3 separate regions of the Homo sapiens genome follow, and all the other regions are linked to region 2. The links are chromatin contacts, found by Hi-C or POLR2A ChIA-PET in ENCODE. All regions are on one chromosome and are shown on one strand. Each heading gives the region's core, a stretch centred on a gene start or an enhancer-like site at or near the end of the contact. The rest is flanking DNA. Distances are from core to core; before and after follow the strand shown. Region 1 has its middle 77 kb from the start of LINC01003. Region 2 holds the start of LINC01003 (long intergenic non-protein coding RNA 1003). Region 3 overlaps KMT2C (lysine methyltransferase 2C).

Region 1 (2,999 bases), core at 280-2,779, 77 kb before region 2:
TGGCCTTCACAGAAACCTCCATGGTCAAGTGAGTGTCAGAAATATTGGCATAAACAAGCTGAGGCTTGTCACGCTCATTATGCAATATGACTTGTGCCCTTCCGAAGTTCTTGCCATAGAGGCGAAGGTTGCAGTGAGTGGAGATTGCACCACTGCACTCCAGCCTGAGCAACAGGCAATTATTTTTAATTTTATTTATTTAAAAAATTACATCTTTCATGCTTTTTTTAAAATTTTGTTTTGTTTTGTTTTGTTTTTGAGATGGAGTTTCGCTCTTGTTGCCCAGCCTCCCGAGGAGCTGGGACTACAGGCATGCACCTCCACACCCGGCTAATTTTCGTATTTTTAGTGGAGACGGGGTTTCACCATGTTGACCAGGTGGTCTCGAACTCCTGACCTCAGGTGATCTGTCCGCCTCGGCCTCCCAAAGTTCTGGGATGACAGGCGTGAGCCACCGCACCCAGCCAGTTGTTTCAAATTATATGCTAATACTATATTAATTATAAAGCAACTTCTTCAAGCAAGCAAACACCGTATGAACGCACCATTGTTAACCTATAATTAAAATATGAACAATCATGTTACAAATATATATTTAATATTATTAGTTCCAAGAGTAGGAATGATCAAATGTTTGAGGGATTTTTTGCTGTTGTTCGAGACGGAGTCTCGCTCTGTCGCCCAGGCTGGAGTGCAGTGGCACGATCTCAGTTCACTGCAAGCTCCGTCTCCCGGGTTCACGCCATTCTTCTGTCTCAGCCTCACGAGTAGCTGGGACTACAACGGACTACAGGCGCCCACCAACACGCCCGGGTAATTTTTTGTATTTTTAATGGAGACGGGGTTTCACCGTATTAGCCAGGATGGTCTCGATCTCCTGACCTCGTGATCCACCCGCCTCGGCCTCCCAAGGTGCTGGGATTACAGGCGTGAGCCACCGTGCCCGGCCTGTTTGAGAGATTTTTTATTTCGGTACAATCACTTTAACAATCAGATTAGCCAGAGATTTTTTTCCTTCACTTTATGAAAGCATTGTTTTTCTGTTTGTTTGTTTTCTTTTTTGCCTCCCTATTAAGTTCTTTGAAAGCTCAGAAGAACTCTTATCTTTTCCCTTCTGAAACTGTCTTGTTCTCCAGGGAGCAGTGGGAGGTTTGTTTTGCTGCAGAAGAATGAATGATTCTTGATACATTTCTGGCCTTGTCCTGTTAAAAACTGAGGAGGGGCCTCACATCCCAGCCCTGGGTAAGAGCACAAACACAAATGGGATTCTTCTCTGCAGCAGTTTCCACTCCCACCTTGATGAGTGTTCTGCGGTTGGCAGGACTATCCAAACCTGCCCCAGAGTCCCAGGAAGCTGAGAGGCCAAAGAAAGAGGCTGACAAATCCTGTTTCTTAGCCGGAATCACCTAATGGAGACTTATAAACAAAAGCTAATGGAGGTGGTGGATCCGCAGGCTGCCACTCCCCTACTCCGGGCTTATGTAGCATAGGGGAGGGGTGGTTCAGAAGGGCTATGCAGGAACTGAAGTATGATGACCTCAAGGTCGTTTGCCCTAAGGGCAGGATTTATGATAGTACCTACTCTTACACAAGGAACAAGAGACAAACAGGAAATCTTAGAAACCAACATGGTGAGCCGGGCGCGGTGGCTCATGCCTGTAATCCCAGCACTTTGGGAGGCCGAGGCGGGCAGATTGTCTGAGCTCAGGAGTTCGAGAACAGCCTGGCCAGCATGGTGAAACCCCATCTCTACTAAAAACACAAAAATTAGCTGGGCGTGGTGGCGGGCACCTGTAATCCCAGCTACTTGGGAAGCTGAGGCAGGAGAATCACTTGAACCCGGGAGGCAGAGGTTGCAGTGAGCTGAGATCATGCCACTGCATTCCAGCCTAGGCAACAGAGTGAGACTCCATCTCAAAAAAAAAAAAAAAAAAAAACTGAGGAGGGCTACTTCGTCTGATCACTGGAGTACTGACTTGGTCTACAGCTCCCCTAACTTAACCATTTCCATTTTCTTTGTTTGTTTGTTTGTTTTTTGAGACAGAGTCTCACTCTGTTGCCCAGGCTGGAGTGCCGTGGCATGATCTCAGCTCACTACAACTTCTGCCTCCCGGGTTCAAGCGATTGTCCTGCTTCTGCCTCCTGAGTAGCTGGTACTACAAGTGCACGCCACCATGCTCGGGTAATTTTTGCATTTTTAGTAGAGACGGGGTTTCACTATGTTGGCCAGGCTGGTCTCGAACTCCTGAACTTGTGGTCTGCTCACCTCTGCCTCCCAAAGTGCTGGGATTACAGGCATGAGCCACAGCTCCCAGCCCCATTTCCATTTTCTTAGCCTCACAATTGCCAAATTCAAATATTAGTAAACAAAATATCATGCGATATAATTTTAGAAGCAACAAATTGGTCCCTTTGTCCAGAAATATTTTCTCTGCTTATTTTCCTCAGTTATTAAATTCTTCAATAAGATTTTAATAATTCAGACTAAAGTTTTGACCATGCCTTCCAGTTCAGACAATGCCGTGGTCTGTACATTTGGGAATTTGGAATAGTGGTTAAAAGCACCTGCTTTAGTGGGGTGCGGTGGCTCACGCCTGTAATCCCAGCACTTTGGGAGGCCAAGGCAGGCGGATCACCTGAGGTCGGGAGTTCAAGACCAGCCAGGCCAACATAGTGAAACCTTGTCTCTACTAAGAATACAAAAATTAGCGGGGCGTGGTGGCGTGCGCCTGTAGTCTCAGTGAGAGGTGACAGCGTGCTGGCAGTCCTCACAGCCCTCGCTCGCTCTCGGCGCCTCCTCTGTCTGGGCTCCCACTTTGGTGGAACTTGAGGAGCCCTTCAGCCCACCGCTGCACTGTGGGAGCCCCTTTCTGGGCTGGCCAAGGCCGGAGCCGGTTCCCTCAGCTTGCAGGAAGGTGTGGAGGGAGAGGCGCAAGTGGGAACCGGGGCTGCGCCCAGCGCTTGCGGGCCAGCTGGAGTTCCGGGTGGGTGTGGGCTTG
Region 2 (3,297 bases), core at 1-2,500:
ATGTCTGAAAATGAAGTATTTTTATCTGTTCCGAAACGCCATAATATTGCAAAGAAGCATTTCAAATTATTGTTGTGTGAAATGTTCAAATTTAGCATTCAAATTTAGCGTTTTCCCACATTTTACCCTTCAATTTACACAATTTGGAAGAAGAGTAGATGAGTTGGTCATTGTTACTTAAAACAATGCGTCACCTTGTTAGGGAAAGAAATTAACATAATGGTCAAGGAGTGATAATTAAACAGAACATGACATTTGCTGTCCATTCAATGTTAAAGTTCTAAGCAAATTAGCATGGAGAAAAGGGATGGGTAGAAATAATAACAGAGCACTAGTTGATTAGTCCGCCTCCACATCCACGCTGCAGGCGTTGGACAGATCCGGCTTTACTGAGTCCACCATGCAGGGAAATGGACGCGCGGGCTAAGCGGAATCCCAGGGGCGCGATCGCACCGGCTGGCGTTCCAGCAAACCCTGCATCCCAGGCCCTGGATTCAGGCTGCCTTCTGAGTCTTTGACTTATTTTCCTTTGCCTGGAAACAGAACGCCGCGGTCCGTACCGGAGAGGGAGAAAGTGCAGGACGACCCGCCGGGAAGACCCGAGCGCGTGCGCCTTCCCCGCGGCTCCACGGGCACAAAACGGTGGCTCCGGAGCTCCTAGACCCAGGCAGCCCCAGCTGCGCGCGCGCCTCCCCCCGAGCGCGGCCGGGCTCCCGCGGGAAACAAGCGACCGCGGCACGCGTGGGCGCGGCGGGTGGGTGCCGGCGCCAGGTTCCTCCCGGCTCCCCACTGCGGATCCTCGCGGCTCCTCCCGGCTCCGCCCAGCGGCTCACCCCGCGGACGGGGATCCCTCCGCCCACCGCCGGCCCTTCCGCGCCAAGTAGTGCGACCCCGGCCCCCGCAGCTTCCGCCAACCCAGGCTCGCGAGGACGAGTCCACGGTCGCGGGCGAGAAGGAGCGACGCAGAGACGGCCGGGGGCGCGGGGCAGTCCCGAGGTTTTCCCCGCGAGGCCGCGGGGGGTCTCCCAGTGGCCAGGGAGAGAGCGCGCCCAGGTCCGCGGAACCACGGCTCCTGCCGCGGCGAGCGGGCCGGGAGTCTACGGTCGGGGCAGAGCCGCCCGGGAAGCCGCGCGAGGACGGCGGCCGGCGGCCGGCGGCGGAGGCAGGTGTCCCGAGGCCTGCCCCACCCCCACTACCGCGGGCAGGAAGAGGAAGGAGCCGCGGCCGTGCCTGGCGGGCGGGGGTGCCCGACCCGCGGAGCGCGTGACCTAGTTCGTCCCAAAGTGGATTTGACAGGTTGTCAGCTCCACTCCCCGCCCCCACCGCCTTCCGGGTCTCCCTCCTCTCGGGGGGAGGCCCACCGCCCGCGGTCCTCGGCTCGGCCTCCCATTGGCTCTCTCGCCGCCTGGCGCCCCGCCCTCTCGGTATCACCCTTCCATTGGCTTGGGACCCCGCCCCTGCCCCTAACTCACCCTCCCACTGGCTTCGTGCCGCCTGGCACCCCGCCTCAGCCCAGAGGACCCGGCCCGCCCTCCCATTGGCCTCGCACCGCCTAATTCCCCGCCCTCGCCCCGGCCCGCCCTCCCATTGGCGTCGTTTCGCCTAGTGCCCCGCCCTCGCCCCGGCCCGCCCTCCCATTGGCCTCGAGCCGCCTGGCGCCCCGCCCCTTCCGCGGGCCCCGCTCCCAGCGCAGCCCGGCTCTCTGCTTGTCTGCGGGTTCCTGCGGGCGTTCCTCAGTGTCTGCCTTCTTCCTTCCCTCTTGAGTGTTGCTCCTCTTCCTCTCCTTTTTTCCATGTCTCTCCTTTTTCTGATCTCCTCCCGTTTCGGCAGCCCGAGCGCTCTTGCCCGGTTGCACCCCGCAGCCTGAGCTGGGCTCCCGGTGCCGGCTGCCTGAGCTCCAGGACCTGCCCTGGGGCCCCCTACAACCTTCCCGCCGCTCCCGGAACCTGACCCCTCTGTGCTTCACTTCTCGGTTTTCTTCCCTGAAATAAGCAGCAGCGAATCCCTTCTCCAGGTTTTCTCATGTGTTCAGTCTGCAAGGCTTCTCCCTTTCTCCACCCTGCGCCTCGGTTTCTCCCCCGCTTCCCCGCCCTCCCTAAACTCAGCCAAGTGGAACAGATCTCCCAGCAAAACAAGGCAGAGGGCGAGGATAAAAATGATAAATGTCAATATCAACATTTTTATTGCTTTAGGTTTTTAAAACAGAAAATTAGCAGGAACGCCCAGATCGACCCAGACCTAGGATCAAGATGGAGTTTCTTAAAGTACCAAGTGAGACTGCAGTGACAAAGTCGATTATCCCAGCAATATAATCAGCTTTGCCTGGGGAATTTACTTTTACTTTGTTTTTATTTGTTTGTTTGCTTTGAGATGGAGTCTCGCTCTGTCGCCCAGGCTAGAGTGCAGTGGCGCGATCTCAGCTCACTGCAACCTCCGTCTCCTGGGTTCAAGCAATTCTCCTGCCTCAGCCTCCCAAATAGCTGGGAGTACAGGCGCCCACCACCATGCCCAGCTAATTTTTGCATTTTTAGTAGAGACGGGGTTTCTCCATGTTGGTCAGGCTGGTCTCGAATTCCTGACCTCAGGTGATCCGCCCGCTTCGACCTCCCAAAGTGCTGGGATTACAGGCGTGAGCCACTGCGCCCGGCCTACTTTTAGTTTATGCAGTATTCTGGCGATTTAAAGTTTGTATTTTTTTTTTAATTTTCTGAGCTCGTTTTGTAAATGGCTGCTCTTGAACGTAAGGATAAATTGACTGATGAGGCTGAGGTTTGGAGCCAATCCCCGCACAAGGCATTTGGCATCAAACACGAGAAACCCTTGGCTATTCAAATGAGGAAACTCAAGTAACTTTCCCAGGGTCACTAAAGTCGGAGACCTCAAACGTGGACCCAGGTCAGGCTCCAGAGGTCCACCAGGACGACCCATCATGGCTCATGAATGTATCCGTAAAAATGGCAGAACTGCTCTTTCCAGCTGCCTTCCTACCTATCATGGGGGTCCTAACCGAGCTCCCCATCATGACATTCAAGGCCTACCTTATAGGATCCCTGCCTTACAGGAGCAGTTTCAGTGCAGCAGGCACACTGACCACCTTTCTGCCAAGACCTTTTTGCCAGAGGGCCTTTGCACTTGAATTTCTTTAGACTTTTCGCCTGGCTTAGCTCGTCTGTCACCTTGGGGAGGCATTTTTCTTTCTTTCTTTGTTTCTTTCTCCTTTTTTTTTTTTTGAAACGGAGTCTTGCCCTGTCGCCCAGGCTGGAGTGCAATGGTGCGATTTCAGCTCACTGCAACCTC
Region 3 (2,950 bases), core at 28-2,527, 97 kb after region 2:
GATAGTATTACTAGCTTACCACAGCAAGAGGTAAACAGTCCTTTACCTTTTTAGCAAGTTTATTTTCTTCTTCATCATCTATTTCTGGAAAATCATATATCTTAATTTTATGTTCTTGGATTTCTTTCATTATCTGTTTTTTAAACTGTTGGCATTCCTCTGGTATAAGTGTGTCTGCTTTGGCAATAAGTTGGATGATAATCACTTTTTCATGCGAACGCTTCATAAACTCAATATCCAATGGTTTAAGTTCATGTCCTGAAGGAGCAATGAAGTATAAACAACACTGCACCCTGCTATTAGGCATCTGACGTCTGTTCACTCGTGATTCTGCATTTAGGTAGTCCTCAGATTTACTATCAATGTAATCGATAAGAGGCTGCCAGCAATTACTATTATCCACTACATCTCCAAATCCTGGGGTGTCAGCTATTGTGAGCAGCAACTGAACACCACCTTCTTTGATTAAAACTTTGGATTGTCCACCTGTATAGTCTTTTTAATTCTATGAGAAGGACCTGGATACTCTGGAGCATACAAATCTGTAAGGAATAATGAGTTGATTAATGTCGACTTTCCCAATCCAGGTTCGCCTCTCTGGGTAAGGTGGCTCACACCTGTAATCCCAGAACTTTGGGAGGCCGAGGTGGGTAGATTGTTTGAGCTCAGGAGTTCCAGACCAGCCTGCGAAATAAGGCGAGACCCTGTCTCACTTTGTATGCTGGTGCCAGCCGGGGGTGCCCCTGGTAGGTGCTCCCTGGGGTGTCTGCTTCAGGGCTTCTGCGAAGGTGCAGGTCAGGGCTCCTCCAGCTGGGAAACTTGGAATAGTTGGCAGCTGCTTTGAATGTTGGTTCCTTCTTCTCTGATGACCGTGCTGTCAACATCAAAACACACTGCATCTGCTGAGTAGAAAAGCTTCCTCAGCTCTGAGTGGGAGACCATCCTTGGAAGAATTTTCCTCGTTTCTCCAGTGCTAGATTTCTAGGAGACCACACTCTTCTCTTCCTGTTCCTTCTCTGGATAAAAATGCAGCACAGAGTTCTGACTACAGATTTCTTCAAGAAAGACCTGTGGATTCCGCAAGAGCAAGAGCCCAGGCTCAGGTGAGGCAAGGGTGCGGCCGGGGCTGCAACTGGCGCTGGCCATTGAGGAGCTTCTGCGCGACCTTGCGATCGTGCCCGCCAGGCGCCGGCCCGTTGGCTCGCAGCGCCAGCTCGCGCCGCGTCTGGCCCTTGCTGCGCCCGGCTCTGCAGGCCGGGAAGTTGTAAAGCTCCTCCATAGCTGATGGGCGGCGGCGGCCGGGCCGAAGCCTGCGGACACGGAAGGGCTGCAGCTCAGCGGCTGGTTACATCCCGCCCGGCCGTCTGTGGCCACCCAACCCCTTAACTATTTTTAAGTGTACATTTTAGTGATGTGAGATACATTCATAATGTAGACACTATCCATTTTCATAGCTTTTTAAAAAATCTTGTTAAACTCATACTTTATAGCCATTAAACAATAACTCCCAGTTTCTCCCTTCTCTCAGCCTCTGGCAACCACCGTTCCACTTTCCGTCTCTGATTTTAGCTACTCTTAGTACCTTATATAAGTGGAATCATCCACTATTTTTTTTTCTTTGTGACTGGTTTAATTCACTTAGGAGATTGTTGTCAAGGTTCATTTATGTTGTAGTATCGCATATGTCAGAAATTCCTTCCTTTTTAAGGCTGCATAGTATTCCACCATAGACATACTGCCAATGTGGTATGTCTGTACCACATTTTACTTAACTGTTAATTATGTTTTATTTATTGTGAATAATGCTGCTGTGAACATGGGTGTATAAATATCTCTTTGGAGACTCTGCTTCTGATTCTTTTTGGTGTATACCCAGAGGTGGAATTTGTGGATCATATGGCAATTCTATTTTTAACTGCTTGAGAAACTGCCGTACTGTTTTCCAGGGCCCATATCATTTTATGTTCCCTACACCTGTGCACTAGTGTTTCAGTTTCTCCACGTCCTTGCCAACATTTGTTATTCTTTTTTTTATTTTTCACAGTAGCCATCCTAATGGGTGTGAGGTGGTATATCTTAGTTTTGATTTTTCATTTTTCTAATAGTCATCGTGAGCATCTTTTCATGTTTTTTTGGTCATTTGTATAACTTCTTTGGAAAATGTCTGTGGAAGTTCTTTGCTCATTTTTGAGTTGGGTTGTTTTTGTCAGGTGTTCGTCCCACCTCATCCTCCTGAGTACCCAGGACTACAGGCACATGCCACTATGCCCCACTAATAGAATCTATTTTAGACCTAATTATATTCTGTCTACCTGAAAGACAATTGAAATAAAATGACATAAAGAGAAAGATAAAACATGCCAACACTAATCAAATTAAGCTGGAGTGGCTATGTTAATATCAGACAAAGCACACTTCAAAACAAAACACTGGGCCGGGAGGCTAATGCCTGTAATCCCAGCCCTATGGGAAGCCAAGGTGGGAGGATCGCTTGAGACCAGGAATTCAAGACCTGCCTGAGCAATATAGCGAGACTCCATCTCAAAAGAAGAAAAGAAAAAAGGAGGAAGTTTTTAGTTAACTGTTTGTTTGTTTGTTTGTTTGTTTGAGACAGGGTCTCACTCTGCCGCCCAGGCTGGAGTGCAGCGGTGCGATTTCTGCTCACTGCAACCTCCACCTCCCTAGTTGGAGCAATTCTGCCTCAGCCTCCAGAGTAGCTGGGATTACAGGCGCCTGCTACCATTCCTGGCTGATTTTTGTATTTTTAGCAGAGACAGGGTTTCACCATCTTGGCCAGGCTGGTCTCGAACTCGACCTCAGGTGATCCGCCTGCCTCGGCTTCCCAAAGTGCTGGGATTATAGGCGTGAGCCACTGCACCCAGCCTACTGTTGCTTTTGAAGGATACTTTTTTTTGCTGCATGTTTTGTTCAGTGTTTAGAAGGGTTTTTC

The links. A loop is a pair of places that touch in the nucleus more often than their neighbours do. ChIA-PET counts read pairs that join two places held with the same protein, here RNA polymerase II (POLR2A). Pooled maps may share reads with other maps.
Region 1: a loop to region 2 is called in a map of PC-9, with 4 times the contacts of the local background. The contact joins the enhancer-like site here to the promoter of LINC01003 in region 2. A Hi-C loop is called at or near these places in 2 of 168 maps with a recorded cell type or tissue (Caco-2 and PC-9) and 1 of 50 pooled maps. POLR2A ChIA-PET finds 5 or more read pairs at or near these places in 5 of 52 experiments (B cell, HEK293, HEK293T and 1 more).
Region 3: a map of heart left ventricle shows a loop between it and region 2 (2.0-fold over the local background). The contact joins the enhancer-like site here to the promoter of LINC01003 in region 2. A Hi-C loop is called at or near these places in 3 of 168 maps with a recorded cell type or tissue (colonic mucosa, heart left ventricle and heart right ventricle) and 3 of 50 pooled maps. POLR2A ChIA-PET finds 5 or more read pairs at or near these places in 6 of 52 experiments (AG04449, Caco-2, H1 and 3 more).

The regions. Positions count from the first base shown.
Region 1 is chr7:152,539,166-152,542,164 of GRCh38, reverse strand. No RefSeq gene overlaps it. Among named protein-coding and RNA genes, the nearest start is that of LINC01003, 77 kb to the right of the region's middle. Within about 2 kb of position 1,529, at least 2 of the 41 ENCODE cell types and tissues checked have a DNase peak (open chromatin) inside an H3K27ac peak, as active enhancers do; they include PC-9, where a contact is called at or near this core.
Region 2 is chr7:152,462,077-152,465,373 of GRCh38, reverse strand. LINC01003 (long intergenic non-protein coding RNA 1003) reads right to left here and starts at 1,250. Exons shown (of 1, transcript NR_027387.1): 1 at 1-1,250. RefSeq lists enhancers at 325-824, 825-1,326 and a silencer at 599-1,618.
Region 3 is chr7:152,365,163-152,368,112 of GRCh38, reverse strand. All of the region lies in intron 1 of KMT2C (lysine methyltransferase 2C), which reads left to right. It also overlaps the pseudogene SEPTIN7P6. Among named protein-coding and RNA genes, the nearest start is that of KMT2C, 69 kb to the left of the region's middle. Within about 2 kb of position 1,277, at least 2 of the 41 ENCODE cell types and tissues checked have a DNase peak (open chromatin) inside an H3K27ac peak, as active enhancers do.